Linked DNA regions of Homo sapiens: region 2 is linked to region 1. Evidence: chromatin loops called from intact Hi-C (ENCODE). Cell type or tissue: sigmoid colon. All regions are shown on one strand.

Region 1 (8,000 bases):
CCGCCACCGCACTCCAGTCTGGGCGACAGAGGGAGATTCCGTCTAAAAAAAAAAAAAAAGCAATGAAAGCTTAAAAAACAAAGGTTCACTGGTGATTAGAATAGAAAAAGACTCAATCCAGAGAATTTTTTAACATGTTAGTCTCAGAAAACAAATTTTCCTATTTGGTGCTTAAACAAGGGTTCAGCAAGGAGGCCTCTCTGGCTTCACAGCAACCTGCACCGGTCTTTTGTACAGATCGTGGTGGAGTGGCTTGCTCTGGGCCCTGCTAACCTCCAGTAGCGAGACTATTTTATGTTTAGGTGCTAACACTCTGGTTAACTTTCCTGACCCTCAGTTCATTGACAGCTCAGTTCATTGAGAGCCTCTGAACTGGAAATGCTTGGTCAAGAAGCCCAAGTTGAAACTGGCTTTTATTCCGTATTGTTCTCACCTCCTTAGAGATGAGGCTGTGGGTTTTGTCCTATATTACCTACTTTACACAAATTCCCTTGGGAAGAGGGAGCAGAGGAGTGGTTCCGTTTCAGCGCTTCTCTAAATGCAAACATAACAAACATTCCATGCAAAGGTAGTTGTGAGCGGCGGGTTGGGGGAGTCAACAGCTGCAGACGCTTTTCAGCCATTCTCAGCTTCTGGAGAGCTTTTCTCTACTGGAGCTATTATACGAAATCTGGCTGATGCCAGCCAGGGGACGCTGCGTGCATTACGGCGCGTCCAGGGGCTACAACCCCTAATATCTAGCAACTCTTTCCCGATCTTTTGGCGCACAAGGAATTGAGGGTAAGCTCCGCAGTAAACAGTATTTAAACAGCTACTAGGCGACTCTTCCAGGCTGATAAAGTGGCTTCTCTAAAGGGCGGCCATAATACAACAGGTTTAGCAAAATGCCTTTGTTCCCCTGCGGCACCAGTAGCTACATCCTGAATTACAACAAAATCAATTTAAAAATTTAAAACTCTGCATTTTAAACAAGTACATATGTAAACACTTCTCTCTTAATCACATACACTCTCAGGTTATAATGTTTCTCCCCAATCCCCTCTTGAGAAATCTGTCAATGATGATTCTGTAATTATCCCTTTCCCTGGGTTAAAACTGACCTTCATAAAAATGCTGAACTTATAGGAAAATGCAGTAACAGTGGAACAGTCTCTCTGTCTGCTTTATTATGTAGTTAGTTAATAGATTCGTGGAAGTACTAATAACTGAATAACAGTTTGAATACGCAACAACATGCTATATATAGCCCAGGCCCAGCCATCTGAATTTTTCAAACAGTGAGGAAAACTGAATGATGTTAGCAACAGGCCAACAAGGGTGTAATTCCAAAATCCTTAAAAAAAAAATAAAAAAAAAACCTAAACAGGAAATACTGTATATTTGTACAGCTTGGTGGGTTTTCCATGTTCTAACAAGAGATACACCAGAGGAAAGCTTGACTTGCTGCGGTAATGGCTCTAACTCATATTGAAGCCCCAATGTGAGTATCTTGGGTTTATAGCACAAGTGTAAATCCTACCTCAGCTGTCCCTTAAAAGAATCAGAAGTTATGGCAGCAGCTGCAACATGGTCCCCTCACTCTCCAGCCACTCGTGGTTTTACTAACTTTGGTTAACAGCTCTTTGTGAGAGAGAGTCATTTAGGAGCATACATTCCATGTAAGAACTATTTCCTTATTTTTTCGTTGACTAAACTGCTTACAAATAGCATTTGCTAAGGCTCTATGAAGAATCTAAACTTGATTTGTGTGCATAATCTGGGTGTCCTATTGACAAAGACATTCCCATACACACAACCAACCCAGATTGTAAATAATGAAAACAAATGAAGAAAAAGATCATTTGCATTCTCATAATTATAGAGCATCTAGCATTGTGTGTGGCACATTGTAAGGGCTCAATAGATATTCATTGATTTAGATTACTAGAATCTGTTCTCCCTCACTCCCAAAATCTCAATGTGGTTCACATACTAGAGTAATGAGTAAATATTCCTCTGCATTGCCTGGTGTAAACGGTAAAAATCAATGACCTTGGTCCCAAGTAAGCTGGGCTGACAAGGGAACCATGGCCACTGCCAGCGTCTCCTAGAAAAGACTCCTGCCAATAACAGTTTTTCCTCCTTCGCCATAGAATCAATGGTCAGGAAGGAGCCGCTGAACCTACAATGCACAAAATTCTTTTGAAAACCTAAAAACAGGGGAAAGAATGCTAATGTTAACTTTTTGCTGCTAGGGTGGCAGGTCAAGTGCTGATCAAATCCCAGTGGAAGTTTTCTTAGTCCCATTTATTCTCGAGAAATCTGGCCACCTACAGCTTTCTTCACGTGTTGTGGTAGAAGGCCAGCCAACCCCGCTCAAGGAAGGTTTTTTGTTTTCTCTGAATTTAGGAAAGCGTTCTCTGCTAGGTAGATTGAATCACGTGTTAACAATCACCCAAGATGAGAGCCCTGGTATAAATGCTCTGCACACAGCTTGCCTTCCTCTCTTAACTGGCTGTGATGACAGGCAAGGCTCCAATCTGACCTCAACAGGTCCTCACTCCAAAATCAGACTGAAATACACAAGCCAAGTCCATTAAAGTAACATTAAAGGTCTGGATTTAGCTCCACTAAACAGCAGAATTAAACTTTCAAGGGTCTAGCCACAATAAAGAGATTTCTTTAAAGTCACTTAGGTTTGCACAGTTGTAGCTATTAGGGATCAGATCTTTATCTCAAAGGTACATAGTTTACCTTTGATCCTCCTCCAGAACTCCCACTAATGTCAACTTTCTCCACTGTTGGGATCAAGCCCCTGGCCTCCCTTTAATGCTGGGTTTTATTGCTGATTCTACAAGATCAACAGAAAAATTACAAGGAAAAGCTGTGAAGTTCCCTTCCGATGACAAGTTGTTTTAACAAAAAGAGCCCTCTCTTAAACGGTGAAATTTAAACACAGCAAACGACTCGCTGTAAAATGGAGCTGAGGGAGACAAAAACAAACAAAAACAACAACCAAAAAACAAAGTAACAAAACAAACACTAATTAATCAGTCCGATTGCTTATTCAGGGTTTGTTCGCTTGTCCAGGAAACTGGCAACGAGTGTCTTGAAAACAAGAGAAGGGGCAAGTGCCCGTTAGCACCCTTTAGCCTTTCTCCAGAGTCAGACAATCTGGATAAGGCTGAGGGTGCTCTGGGAGGGTTCCCAGGGAGTCAGCGCGCTTTCGAATCCCCATCCCCCAGTCCTGAGCTGTGGGGCTCTGACCCCAGGTCCTCCATCCCTGGACTGACACACCCAGTCTTCCCCCAAATCCCCACGGCACCGTCCCCTTGGTCCCCTTGCCTCTGGAGCGCTCGCGTGTCCCCGAGGGACACACTCTCCCTGCGGTGGATGACCCTGCGCCCACTCTGTCGCAGAACCCCGTTGTTTCTAATGCCCTTCCTCCGCAGCAGCACCCCTTCAACACCCATCACCACCCTCTCTCCCCAGTTGCAGGAGGAAGTCGCTCTGCTTCCTCTGTTCTCACCGCCAGCCCGAGCTTGGGCGCCCGGGGCTTTCTGGGTGGGGTTCTTTTTTGTGTACACAGTGTGTGTATGTGTGCGCGCGAGAGTGTGTGTGCCAAACGCTCATCGCATCCTTCCGCCTAGGCGGCCTCAGGTGCTCGCGGGAGGGGATCAGGATCTCGTCGTGCCCTTGTCCCCGGCTCTTTGTGCCGAGTCCAGAGCAGCGCGAGGTCAGCTCTTTAGCTCACACCCCCGGCCCCGACCCTGGGTGGGAGCCTCCGCCTCCGCCTCCTCCGCAGCCGTCCGAGCCCGGCTTTTGCCCGTCTGCTTCCATCCCGGCGCACGCCTCCGCCGTGCCGGGCGGCCGGAGAGCTGTCAGCCGGCGCCTGGGACTCGGACCCCGGCCGGCGGCTGCCGGTGCGAAAACTTACTGGAGCGGAGAAAGACAGCGCGCGGCGCACCAAGCGGCCGCACTGGCGCCGTTCCTGCCCCTTCCCGCGTCGCTCCCGCCTGGAGCGCGTCCCCCGGGATGCCCCGTCCCCCGGCCACTCACCAGCACCACGGAGCCCCGCACGGCCTCAGACACGCTCTGCCGGAGCTCAGCCGCCGTGCCAGGCTTGCTGAGCCGTTTGGTGAATTTGCGCACTTCGGCCATGGCAGCGGCGGCGGGCGGGTCTCGGCGGGCGGGCGGACCTCGGCGGGCGGGTGGACTCACTGCCCCGGCCCGCGGCGGCCGCGGCCGCTGCTGCTCCCTCTGTTTACTCGCCGGCCGGCCGGCCACATCGCAGCTCGGCGGCGGCGCGGCTCACGCTGCTCCTCCCTCCCACCTCCCACCCGCTGCTCCTCCCTCGTTCCCTCCTTCCCTCCTTTTCTCGCTCGCTTCGCCCGCTCACTGTCCTGCCCCACGGCGTCGGCGGCGGCAGCTCCCTCCCCTAGAGGGCCCGAGCTCCGATCGCCACCAGCCGAAGCAGGAGGGTGTGTCTGATGGGGAAGGGTGTGTAGAGGGGGAGGGAGAACTGGAGGTGGGGGCGAGGGTCACGAGGGAAGAGGGGGGAAGTGGCTACCGCTCGGGCTCCGCCCGCAGCTGATGTTGCTGGTGCAGCCGCATCCGGGAGGGGAGATCTGGGCTGCTTCTTTTTTTCCGCTTGAGTGGGGAGGGCGGGGTGGGGTGGGGGAACAGAGAGGGGTGATGAAATGTCTCCAAGAGTGGGGCGTGCTCCTCTCCCGCCCTAGTGCTCCTCTCCCGCCTCCGAGCTGCAGTGCCCGCAGGAGGGCTGGAGAACTCTCACGTCCCTCCACCCCGCAAGCCCCCAGGGCCCAGGCGGCTAGGGGCTGGAAAACAACGTGGAGCAGCCGCCTTTTGTGTGCTCCTTGGGGAAGGGTCGCACCAATGTCGAAGGACAGAGAGCTGCTTTCCAGCGTGAGCGGCTCGACTGGGTCCCCCTCCTCGCCCACACCGTTTTCCTACTCAGTTGGCTCACCTAACAGGGGGCAACACTGGGGAGAGAGCATGCTTCTGGAAGTGGGAACTTATTGTGGCGGCACCCCTCGCTCCGTCCCCCACGGGGGAGAGCTGGGTGGTGGAGCCTGAGCCTGTGGCAGGTGATCCCTAGGTCAGCACTGACTGCACCAGGAGTGGGGTGGGGGTGGGCATTAGGATGAGCCTGTGGCAGGTGATCCCTAGGTCAGCACTGACTGCACCAGGAGTGGGGTGGGGGTGGGCATTAGGAAGGCCATCTCCCTGGGTTTGGTGGACTTACCAATCTTATAGTAGCTTTTACAAGTGCCCTGCACTCACCTCTCCATTTCCTATTCATCTCCTTACTCTTTTCAGCTTCCAAGAAATTGTTTTTCCAAGAATCAAAGAACATCTCATAACAGGGTATAAAACGAACATGCTTAAGACAGAAATAGGGACGGGAATCTTGAAGTACTAGTGACCCTGTCAGACCTCCTGAAGTGCAGAGTGAAAGGCTCCACTGATGGTGGCAGTTTTCTATCTGGTTATTTCATTTGTTGAGAGTTTGAAAATGGCCCTCAGTCTGGGGGACCGAGCAGCCCTTCTGAAAGCAGTCCTACCACCACCCATCGGGCACTTTCCCCACCCTCAAAGACCAAACAGTCTTTTAGGGGACTTTATTATGGAAACAAGGGCATGCGTGGTGATGGTTTCTTTGAACCCAGAAAAGGCCAAGTCTCTTCGCAGTAAGCCTATTTCAGCCATCCCATCAGTCTCAATAAAGCATATATGGAGGCTCCTAGAGGGCCTGGGACCTGGAAGTCCTCTAAAGACATTCTGTCACAAATCTTAGTTTTGCACAGTACGTGTAAAATTTGTTAATTGTTGCGTGTAGGCTGATCTCCAAGAATTCATACCCTCTGTTCCATAAATGCCTGTGTGGCTCATGCTGTTGGTTACCACCACAATAGCTATAACACTTTTTGCTTGCAAAGAGAGCCCAGATTTACTTCAGATATAGGGCAGAGCCACAGGGTTTAAGGAAGGCAGGCCCAACTCCAGGTGATGAATCATGACTGATGAAAAAACCATGATAAGCTCCCTCTTATTGACTAGTGGGATGGTCTAGACTCCCAATCGGTTTGGGCCAATAAGATATAAGAGGGAAGTGTGAGAGGAGGGTTCCTGGGAAAGTTTTTCTACCTTGATGAAAAAAAAAGGAGAGAGGCCCAGGCCCCACTTTCTTCCTGAGAGGGATGTTTTCTTGCAATGCTTTGGCCCTTGGCAGCCATATTGCAACCATGAGGCAAGGCCAAGGCAATCTCAGAGAAGCCAATGTAGAATCCAGACAGCATTGAACTGTTGAACCAGGCCTGATACTGCCTACCTCTAGTTCCTTTTTATGTAAGAAAAATAAACCCCTGCAGTTTATGACACGTTTAGATGAATATTCTGTTACTTTCAGCCAAAAGCATTCTTAGTACCACAGGCTCTATGGTAGCCACTGAAGGTGCACAGCATTGAACAAGACAGGCAAGGTCCCTCCTCTCCTGGAGCTCACATGTCAGTGCAAAGAAATGAACATGTTAATTTCAGAAACATAAATGCTATGTAGAGAATTAAGGGGAGTTGATAGAGAGTAACTGGAGTTGGGGACCTAGTTTAAAATAGATGATCAAGAAAAGCTTCTTTGAGGAGGTAAACACTGAGCTGAGTCTTAAAGAAGCAGTCAGCAGAGATCAGCAGGTAGACCATTCCAGGCGACAGAAATGCCAGGAACGAAGGCCTAGAGATGGGGGCAGACTTAGTGTGTTCAAAGACCAAAAAAAGGCCAGTGTGGCTGGAGCGTAGAAGGAAGAAGAGTGGTACAAGATAGAGTAGGAGAAGTAAGCAATTTCTGCAGAGTATTGTGAGCCATGGGAAGCATATGTCACACTGATGGTGCACAAACACCATCTGGCCATTGTGCAGGCTCTATGCTCATTCTTGAGATTGTAGATTTCACTTCTTCTGGTTTAAGACTTCTATTTAAATACATAAACATTGAGCATGGTGCTACACACTGAGGGAGAATGCAGTATGAATTAAAGACACTATTTCCTTCTGGGAAAAAAAAAAGAAAGTCTAGTAGAGAATGTATTTATGGTACAAAGTAGTATGTGATACAGACCATACTCAAGGTAAAGAGGCAGGAGAGGCCGAGCGCGGTGGCTCATGCCTGTAATCCCAGCACTTTGGGAGGCCGAGGTGGGTGGATCACCTGAGGTCAGGAGTTCGAGACCAGCCTAACCAACATGGCAAAATCCGTCTCTACTAAAAATACAAAAATTAGCCAGGTATGGTGGCAGGCACCTGTAATCCCAACTACTTGGGAGGCTGAGGCAGGAGATCACTTGAACCCGGGAGGCAGAGATTTCACTGAGCCAAGATTGCACCATTGCCCTCCAGCCTGGGCAAGAAGAGTGAGACTCCATCTCAAAAAAGAAAAAAGAAAAAAAAAAGGCAGGAGAGATCATATCTTCTTAGGTCTATGAAAGGTTTTCTGGAACAGGGGGTGTTTGAGCATTTGAGCTGGACTTTGCGGAATGGGTAGGATTTGGATATAACTGCACTCACATAGTAAAGAGAAATCGTAGGTGCAATCTTACAACTTCCAATAGGGCATTTTATTGGGCGATTTCTTTTCCACATTCGTTAAATATATTCAGTTTTTATCACAAATTTAGCTGCTGCATTAACACTATCCTAATTCTATCCTAATTGAACCTGAGATACAAGTATTAGAAATGCCATTGAGCCCTTTGACTGAGAAATTCCACTTGTATAAATCAATGCCAAATAAAAACTTGCATATGTGAGCTCAGATGCCTGTATAAGGATGGTCATTATATCAAATGTTTGTAATAGCAAAATATTAGAAAGAACCTGAATGTCCATCTAAAAGGGACTTCTTTATGATCAGTCCCTAGACCACTGCCTGGCACATTGTGAGTGCTCAAAAAATAGTTGTTCAGCGAATGAATGAATACACATGATTTATTCAAATGAAGGGACTC
Region 2 (8,000 bases), 110 kb before region 1:
ACTCCACCTAAAAAAAAAAAAAAAAAAAAAAGAAGGAAAGGAAAAGAAAAGGGAAAGGGAAAAGGAAAGGAAAGGAAAAGGAAAAGGAAAGGAAAGGGAAAGGAAAGGAGAAGGAAAGGAAAGGAATAAAGACGCAATGAAAAGCATGTCAACGGGGAAAAGGAAGGGAGAGCCGGGGCAGGTGTAATGATATGAACTATAATTGGGGGTAAGAGACTAGCAGTGTCCTCAAAGTTTAGCATATATCAGAAGCACCTGGTGGGCCCTTTTAATAGATTGCTCAGCCCCTCTCCCGGAATTTCTGATTTTGTAGGTCTGGAGTGAAGCTCAATGATTAACAATTTTACTAAGTTCCCAGGCGATATTGATGCTACTGGTATGGGAACCATGTTTTGGAAACCACTGGCCTAAAGTTTCTTCCATTTTCAACAACACTATCCCCAACAGCAGCGATGCCCGCAAATGGTGTGTGGCTGTGGTGTGAGGCCTGCTGGAAGAGGTTGTGGCAACAGCAGAGGCAGCAAAGCCAAAGCCAGAAACTTCCAGCACTCAGCCCACAATTTAAGTACCCTGTTTTGATTTCAAAATTCAGGTGCATTTTGCATTCTACTCTACAATATATCCTTGTTTGTTTTCACATAAAAATAATACTTCCTTATTCTTTCAAGTAAAAATTGATGGCTTGGGGCCACATTCTGTTAAATATGCATCCCTAGTCACCTGTGTCTATTTAAATTGATTAAAATTAAAATTACACACAATTAAAAATTCAGTTCCTGCAGGAAGCGGTGGCTCACGCCTGTAATCCCAGCACTGGGAGGCCGAGGCGGATGGATCGCCTGAGATCAGGAGTTTGAGACCAGCCCGACCAACATGGTGAAACCCCATCTCTACTAAAAATACAAAATTAACCGGGCATGGTGGTGGGCGCCTGTAATCCCAGCTACTCGGGAAGCTGAGGCAGAAGAATCGCTTGAACCCGGGAGGCGAAGTGAGACATTGCACTCCAGCAGGGGCAACAAGAGCGAAACTCTGTCTCAAAAAAAAAAAAAAAAAAAAAAATTCTGTTCCTCAGCTGAACCAGCCCCAGTTGAAGTCTCAATAGCCACATGTGGCTGGTGGCTGCTATATTGAACAACACAAGTGCAGAACATTTACATAATTGGAAAAAGTTCAATTGGAACTTATATATTTATCTTCTTAAATACATAAAGCAAATATTAACGAACATGAAAGGAGAAATATATTGCAATAGAAAAATAGAGGACTTCAATACCCCACTTTCAACAATGGACAGATCAACCAGACAGAAAAGTAATAAGGAAACATTGGACTTGAACTACACTTAGACCAAATAGACCTAACAGACATATACAGAACATTCCATCCAACAGCAACAGAATATCCATTCTTTTCATGAGCACATAGAATAGTCTCCAGAATAGACCATATATGTTAGGCCACACAACAAGCCCTAAGAATTATAAGAAGACTGAAATCATATCAAGTGTTGTTTCCAACCACAATGGAATGAAACTAGAAATCAATCACAGGAGAAACCGTGGAAAATTCAAAATAGGTGGAAATTAAACATGTTCCTGAGTCAAAAAAGAAAAGGGAAAATTTAAAATATCTTGAGACAAATGACAATGAAAACACAACATACCAAAACCTATGGAATGCAACAGCAGTTCTAAGAGGGAAGTTTATAGTAATGAATACCTCCATTAAAAAATAAGAAAGATCTCAAATAAATAGCATCTTTGTATTATAACACCAAAACTCACATGGTGCAGTTGATAGGAACGTCATCTTCATGGGTCATATTTGTGAGAACTCGGAAGAGTTGCATAAGAATTACAGGTAGAAACTGTATCATGACTTGGATCTCCATGGCATGCAAACACTAAAATTAAGTCATTATTAGTTATGAAAACAAACAGAAATATGATAAAATTTGCAAATGTGAAACAGCAAAAAAATTAAGTAGTGAGAAATACATTGACTAGCATATAAGCTCAATTAAAAGTGAGCTTTCCATTGGATAGGGGGCTTTTTTGTTAATTACTTAATCCACACCTCTATTTGGCACTCAGATTTTGTTATTTAACATTAAACACTTTACTAAAGCTAATAAGTATAATTTGGATAAACAGTTTTTAGAAAATTGACAACTGACTCCTGGTAAACCAACACTCAATTGCCTGGGGCAGTGGGGAGGAACAGATGTTTGGAGATGATACTGGAGATGCATCTACTAACCCCCAGGCATTCTGTATGTTCTGCAGGGGAATGTGGGCATCAGTTAATCTGGTGACAAGTTAAGTGGAATGCAATAAAGAGTGGTTCTATATGTAATTGGCTCTACACCATCACCACTACAAAACGGAAGCACTTTTGCAGTCTAAGAATCTCACAATACATTTCCTTCAAAGTGCTAACACTGTGTCTCCAATGATAAGTGCGTTACAAACATCAAAAAGAAGAAACGTGATCATATATACAGAGAAATAATACAAACAGTGAAAGTTGTTCAATTTCTTTCTTCTTTCTTCCCTTCTCTCCACATCATTCACTCACTCAACCAGCTAACCAAAAAAAAAAAAAAAAAAAAAAAAAAAAGGAAACAAACCTCGCTGAGCATCTTTCTATATCAATTCAATGTGTAGTGCTAGGGGAAATAGAGAGGTGGATAAATCAAGTCTCTGTACTTAAAAAACTCATAAATTCTCTTTCCCAGATTCCCTGACTTTTGCCACTATCTGTCTTCAAGACCCTCTAATCAATAACCAAAATAGTATAAATCATTTTCTTTTTAGCAGGTCTCTGTACAATTTCTCTTTACTCTCCATACATCCAACTCTCATTTCTAAATTAATCTTCCTCAAATACTCGTTACATTAGACCACCTCCTGCCAAGATTTTTTCGATGTCTCCCCATAGCCTATGGCAGTGGTTCTCAACCAGGGGCCATTTTGTTCCCGACAGATTTGGCAATGTCTGGAAACAGTTTTGGTGGTCACAACCAGGGAGTGATACTGACATCTAGTGGTCAGAGGCCAGCAATGCTGCTAAATATCCTACGACGCACACACAGACCCTCACGGACAAAGAATAACTCTACCTCAAAATGTCAATAGTGCGAAGATTGAGAAATCCTGGCGTAGAGTATCAAGACCAAGTTATTTCAGACCTAACTGACATTTTCAGCCTAAACAATCATCACTGTTCTCTACAAGGCCAAACTGGTATCTCTGGTTTCTTCACTGTTCTTGAATATATCATATACTTTCCTGCCTTTGTGTCTGTTCATCGTTTTTAGCCAAATCCTGGCTACTCTTTCAAGGCAAGTACAAATCCCCACTTCAGTGAAACCATTCATTTTCTCATTCGACAAAGGGCAAACAAATGAACTTCCAATAGCCAAGCACACCAAAAACAAAAGTAAACCCAAACAAATAAAGGCCATGGTTTCTACCATCAAGTAGTTCACAGTGTACAGGGGATAAACACATGGAACTAAATAATTGCAATATCAACAGTAAATAGCATGATCATGGAATATACAAAATGCACAAAGAAGCAACTGAGTGTGCAAGTGGGTAGGGAATGTCTGGTAAGGCCTCAGAGATGAGAAAGGGTAAATGATAAATAGAATAGTGCCAGGTAGAAAAGAGAGATGGGCATTCCCTGCTACCAGTAGCAGTCCTCTGTAATTTATTCTCAACATGACAGCCAGAGTGTTCTTTCTGAAATGCAAATTAGACATTGCCATCTTTCTGTTGTTAAAAAACAAAACAAAACAAAACAAACTACCACGAACAAAGAGCTATCATAAGCTTCCATGCCTACGACATACCCGGCCTGTCCCGCCAAACCTGTCACTTGCCATCCTCCCCTCACAATGCACACTGTACTATAGCTACACGGTCTTTTATTTTTCTGTCCTTCAAACATGCTGATGTAAGGTGTTTACACCTACTGTGATATTCTGTTATCCTTTTACACGACTTTACCCCCTAAGGTTGTCTTCCTCTCATCCTTTCAGCTTGAAATGCTATTTCCCCCAATAGGCCTTCCCTGACAACTCTATGTAGAATACACTCCTGGTCATGTTGGATCTCATTAACCTGCTCTTTTCTTCATGGCACTCACTTATAATCTCTCTACCACAACTAGAAAAGGTATGCTGTCTAAACTGTTCCCCATTTGATTCATAGCATCCAGAACAATGTCTGGCCCATACTACATGGTCAATAAATATTTGGTGACTTACTGAATAAATGAATAAAATAAGAAAGTAGGCCGGGCGCGGCAGCTCACACCTGTAATCCCAGCACTTTGGGAGGCTGAGGTAGGCGGATTACTTGAACTCAGGAGTTCGAGACCAGCCTGGCCAACATGGTGAAACCCTGTCTCTACTAAAAATACAAAAATTAGCCAGGCATATTGGTGCATGCCTGTAATCCCAGCTACTTGGGAGGCTGAGGCAGGAGAATAGCTTGAACCCGGGAGGCAGAGGTTGCAGTGAGCTGAGTTCATACCATTGCACTCCAGCCTGGGCAACAGAGTGAGACTCTGTCTCCAAAAAAAAAAAGACAGGAGCCCTCTAGTCTACAGTAGTTCCTCAGTTCACCGAACCCTCAGCACTTGTGCCCTGTATCACATACTGGACATTTAATCATATATTGCTTTGAACTATTAATTGTATTATTGACAGACTGTCATTTAACTTATGTATGTCCTGTCTCTTCAGTTAGACTGTAAGTTCCCCTATGGACAATAACCCTAAATTATTCTTCTCTGTAAGCCTCAAAGAGCTAGGAAAATACTAAATATATAACAAGAGCTCAACAAGTGGATGGTAAATGAATTCTTGAAACAATGTCATTTATAGGAACAAGAGATAGCAAGGTGTGGTAGAAAGAACATGGGACTTGTCATAGTCTCACCCCAGTTCTGCTACTAACCAGTTGAATGTCTACAGGCAAGTCACCTCTACTTGGGCCCCAGCTTCCTCATCTGTTAAAAAAAAAAAAAAAAAAAAAAGTCTTGGCCGGGCATGGTGGCTCACACCTGTAATGCCAGCACTTTAGGAGGCCCAGGTGGGCGGATCACCTGAGGTGAGGAGTTCAAGACCAGCCTGGCCAACATGGCAAAACCCCATCTCTACTAAAAAATACAAAAAAAAAAAAAAAATTAGCTGGGCATGGTGGCGGGCGCCTGTAGTCCCAGCTACTCGGGAGGCTGAGGCAGGAGAATTACTTTAACCCAGGAGGCGGAGGTTGCAGTGAGCTGAGATTACGCCACTGCACTCCAGCCTGGGCGACAGAGTGAGACCCTGTCTCAAAAAAAGAAAGAAAGAAAAAAAGTCTTAAGAATCCTTTTCAGCACTAAGGTTATATAGAGGAGCTTGGCTATTTCTGAAATCACATGGTATTTCATTGACTACCACTAGAGGGAGAGCGTAGGTCACATAAATACCAGAAATTCCACATCTTCAGAAAAACAAATACGAGAACTTTTCTATTTTAAGAATACCCGTATATATGAAAATGATGTTCTTTTCCATTCCACTTGATTGAAACTTTTATAAAACTTTCCCATGTGAAGAACAAACCTTAACAAAGCATTCATACATATTGAAGTCCTAGATATTTACCTGAGGAAAGGATTTAAAAGTTAGATGATTATCATACTTTTTTCTTTTTTTTTTTTTTTTGAGACAGGGTCTCGCTGTGGCCCAGGCTGGAGTACAGTGGCATGATCACAGTTTACTGGAGACTCAACCTCCCAGGCTCAAACGATCCTCCCACCTCAGCCTCCTAAGTAGCTGAGATTACAGGTGTGTGCCACTATGCCCGGCTAATTTTTGTATTTTTTTATAGAGATGGGTTTCACCATGTTGATCAGGCTGGTCTCGAACTCCTGGGCTCAAGCAATCTGCCTGCCTGGGCCTCCCAAGGTGCTGGGATTACAGGCATGAGCCATTGCACCTGGCCTATTATACGTCTTAATGATAGTTAAGAACATATAGCCATATAGCCACCACTTATTGACTGTCTCCCTTCTACTCTTCCAACAGTGTGTTTTCTATATGGTAAGCAGAATGACACTTTAAAAACCAAAGTCACATCATGTCACACTTCTGTCCAAAGCTCCATATTCCTATCTCACTCGGAGTAAATTCAAACTCCTCGCCATGGCTTATGAAGCCTTACTCGACAAGCTCCCAGCAACCTCCCCAAGGTAATGTCCTATCACTCTGTGTCCCAGCCACACTGGGATTCTTGCTGTTCCCCAAACACACCAAGCCAAGCTCCTCGGGGCCTTTGTACTTGCTGTTCCCAGCTCTCCCCGAGAAATCCACATGGCTGGCACTCTCATTTCCTTTAGGTCTCTGCTCAAATGTGCCTTTACTAGAGAGATTTTCTCTGGCCACTTTAAAACAGGGACCCCTTGTAAATCCCTGCTCCCCTTCATTGTGCTGGTTTTCTTTATAACAGTTATTACCATATGAGATGACGTATATATTTATTAACTTATGTGTTTATTGTCTGTCTCAACAAGTAAGCTCTTTGACAATAGGGATATTATTTGTTTTCTCCACTTAAATTTCCAATGCTTAGAATGATGCCTGGCCCATAGGAAGCACTAAAGAAATAAGTGTGGCATGAACGATTACTATCCGGCAGATGCCCTAATCTTTTTCTTTTTTCTTTTTTTTTTTTTTTAAAAAAAAAGAAAACAAACCAGAATCTCGCTGTCACCCAGGCTGGCACAATCTCAGCTCACTGCAACCTCCGCCTCCCAGGTTCAAGCGATTCTCCTGCCTCAGCCTCCTGAGTAGCTGGGATTACAGGCGTATGCCACCACGTCTGGCTGATTTTTGTATTCTTAGTAGAGACGGGGTTTCGCCATGATGGTCAGGCCGGTCTTGAACTCCTGAGCTCAAGCAATCTCCTGCCTCGGCCTCCCAAAGTGCTGGGATTATAGGCGTGAAGCACCATGCCCAGCTCCATCATCTCATTTAAGTCTCACAACCACCCTACAAGATGGGCACTATTGTTATCCTCACATGACAGATGAAGAAACAAAGGCTCAGAGAAGTAACTTGGTCATGGTCAGTTACAGAGCTAGTAAGTGACATGTGGGATACAAGCTCAGTTTATGATTCCAGAACCCATATATTTGATCTCATCTCATACTACCTCTCTGAAAGAAATGAACATTTTTGTTTCCTGAGTATATCATTAAGTAATAGCATATGTCCAAAGGTAAATCCTAAAGATGTTTCATTTAAAATAATATTTCCTCAGACTTGCTATAGCTATCTTACTAAAGGAACAATTAAAAGAAGAGAGCCACTGTCAGGCAAATTATGATATGCACTGTAGTCCTAGCACACAGGGAAAAAACCAAGTGTTAGGTCCTCTATACATGTGGTAAGATACAATATGCCAACATGCATAAAATATGTGTCTTTCATTAGCTAGCCCCTTTGTTAGTCTATCACCCATGGACACAAGAACAATTTCACATTTCATTCCAAGTCAAAGTGATTCCATTCCTCCTGGCCCTTTCCCCCACAGCATCCTCCACCTTTATTGGGCAGTCAGCAGGAAGAGAAAGCCCCTGAAAAATCAATTTATGGACCTGAAATAAACATTTTCATGAGAGTTTCAAAAATATGATGCTGCATTGTGGCTATTACATTTTCTTCCTAATGTTGCCACTCTGCTGTCTGCTTCTAAACAGCCACATGATGGAAAAATACATCATAGAAAGTATTCTCTTGAGGAAATACAGCCAAAAATATTTTAAACTGTCTGTTTGCTTTTTTTTTTCACACCAAAATGTGGCAACAGAAAGACATGAAAAACAAACGTTTTGCAGAAAGCTGCTGTTCATTTACCTTTAAATATTTAATGAGCTCCCCTGGAACTTCTTTCGAGCCTGACTGAATCAGCTGGCAATGATGGAAGAATTTGTGCACATGC

What was found. A loop is a pair of places that touch in the nucleus more often than their neighbours do. Peaks named below come from ENCODE experiments on the same cell type or tissue, not always from the same donor. Only the 100,000 strongest peaks of a DNase experiment are listed, where the experiment ranks them.
Region 2: it touches region 1 in a loop (2.1-fold over the local background); 16 of 110 quality-filtered maps call a loop at or near these places.

The regions. Positions count from the first base shown.
Region 1 is chrX:118,492,112-118,500,111 of GRCh38, reverse strand. It overlaps DOCK11 (dedicator of cytokinesis 11), which reads right to left and starts at 4,297. Exons shown (of 53, transcript NM_144658.4): 1 at 4,039-4,297. The coding sequence starts at 4,140. RefSeq lists silencers at 3,770-3,829, 4,000-4,059, 4,150-4,229, 4,340-4,479 and enhancers at 3,509-4,487, 4,890-4,959. In sigmoid colon, no CTCF peak of the experiment used is centred here; DNase peaks (open chromatin) are centred at 3,571, 3,951 and 4,411; H3K4me3 peaks cover 2,805 bases; H3K27ac peaks cover 3,102 bases.
Region 2 is chrX:118,599,144-118,607,143 of GRCh38, reverse strand. DOCK11 (dedicator of cytokinesis 11) reads right to left here. Exons shown (of 53, transcript NM_144658.4): 23 at 7,916-8,000; 24 at 1,788-1,906. Among named protein-coding and RNA genes, the nearest start is that of DOCK11, 110 kb to the right of the region's middle. In sigmoid colon, CTCF peaks have their summits at 2,870, 3,074 (motif pointing left) and 5,444 (motif pointing right); a DNase peak (open chromatin) is centred at 3,003.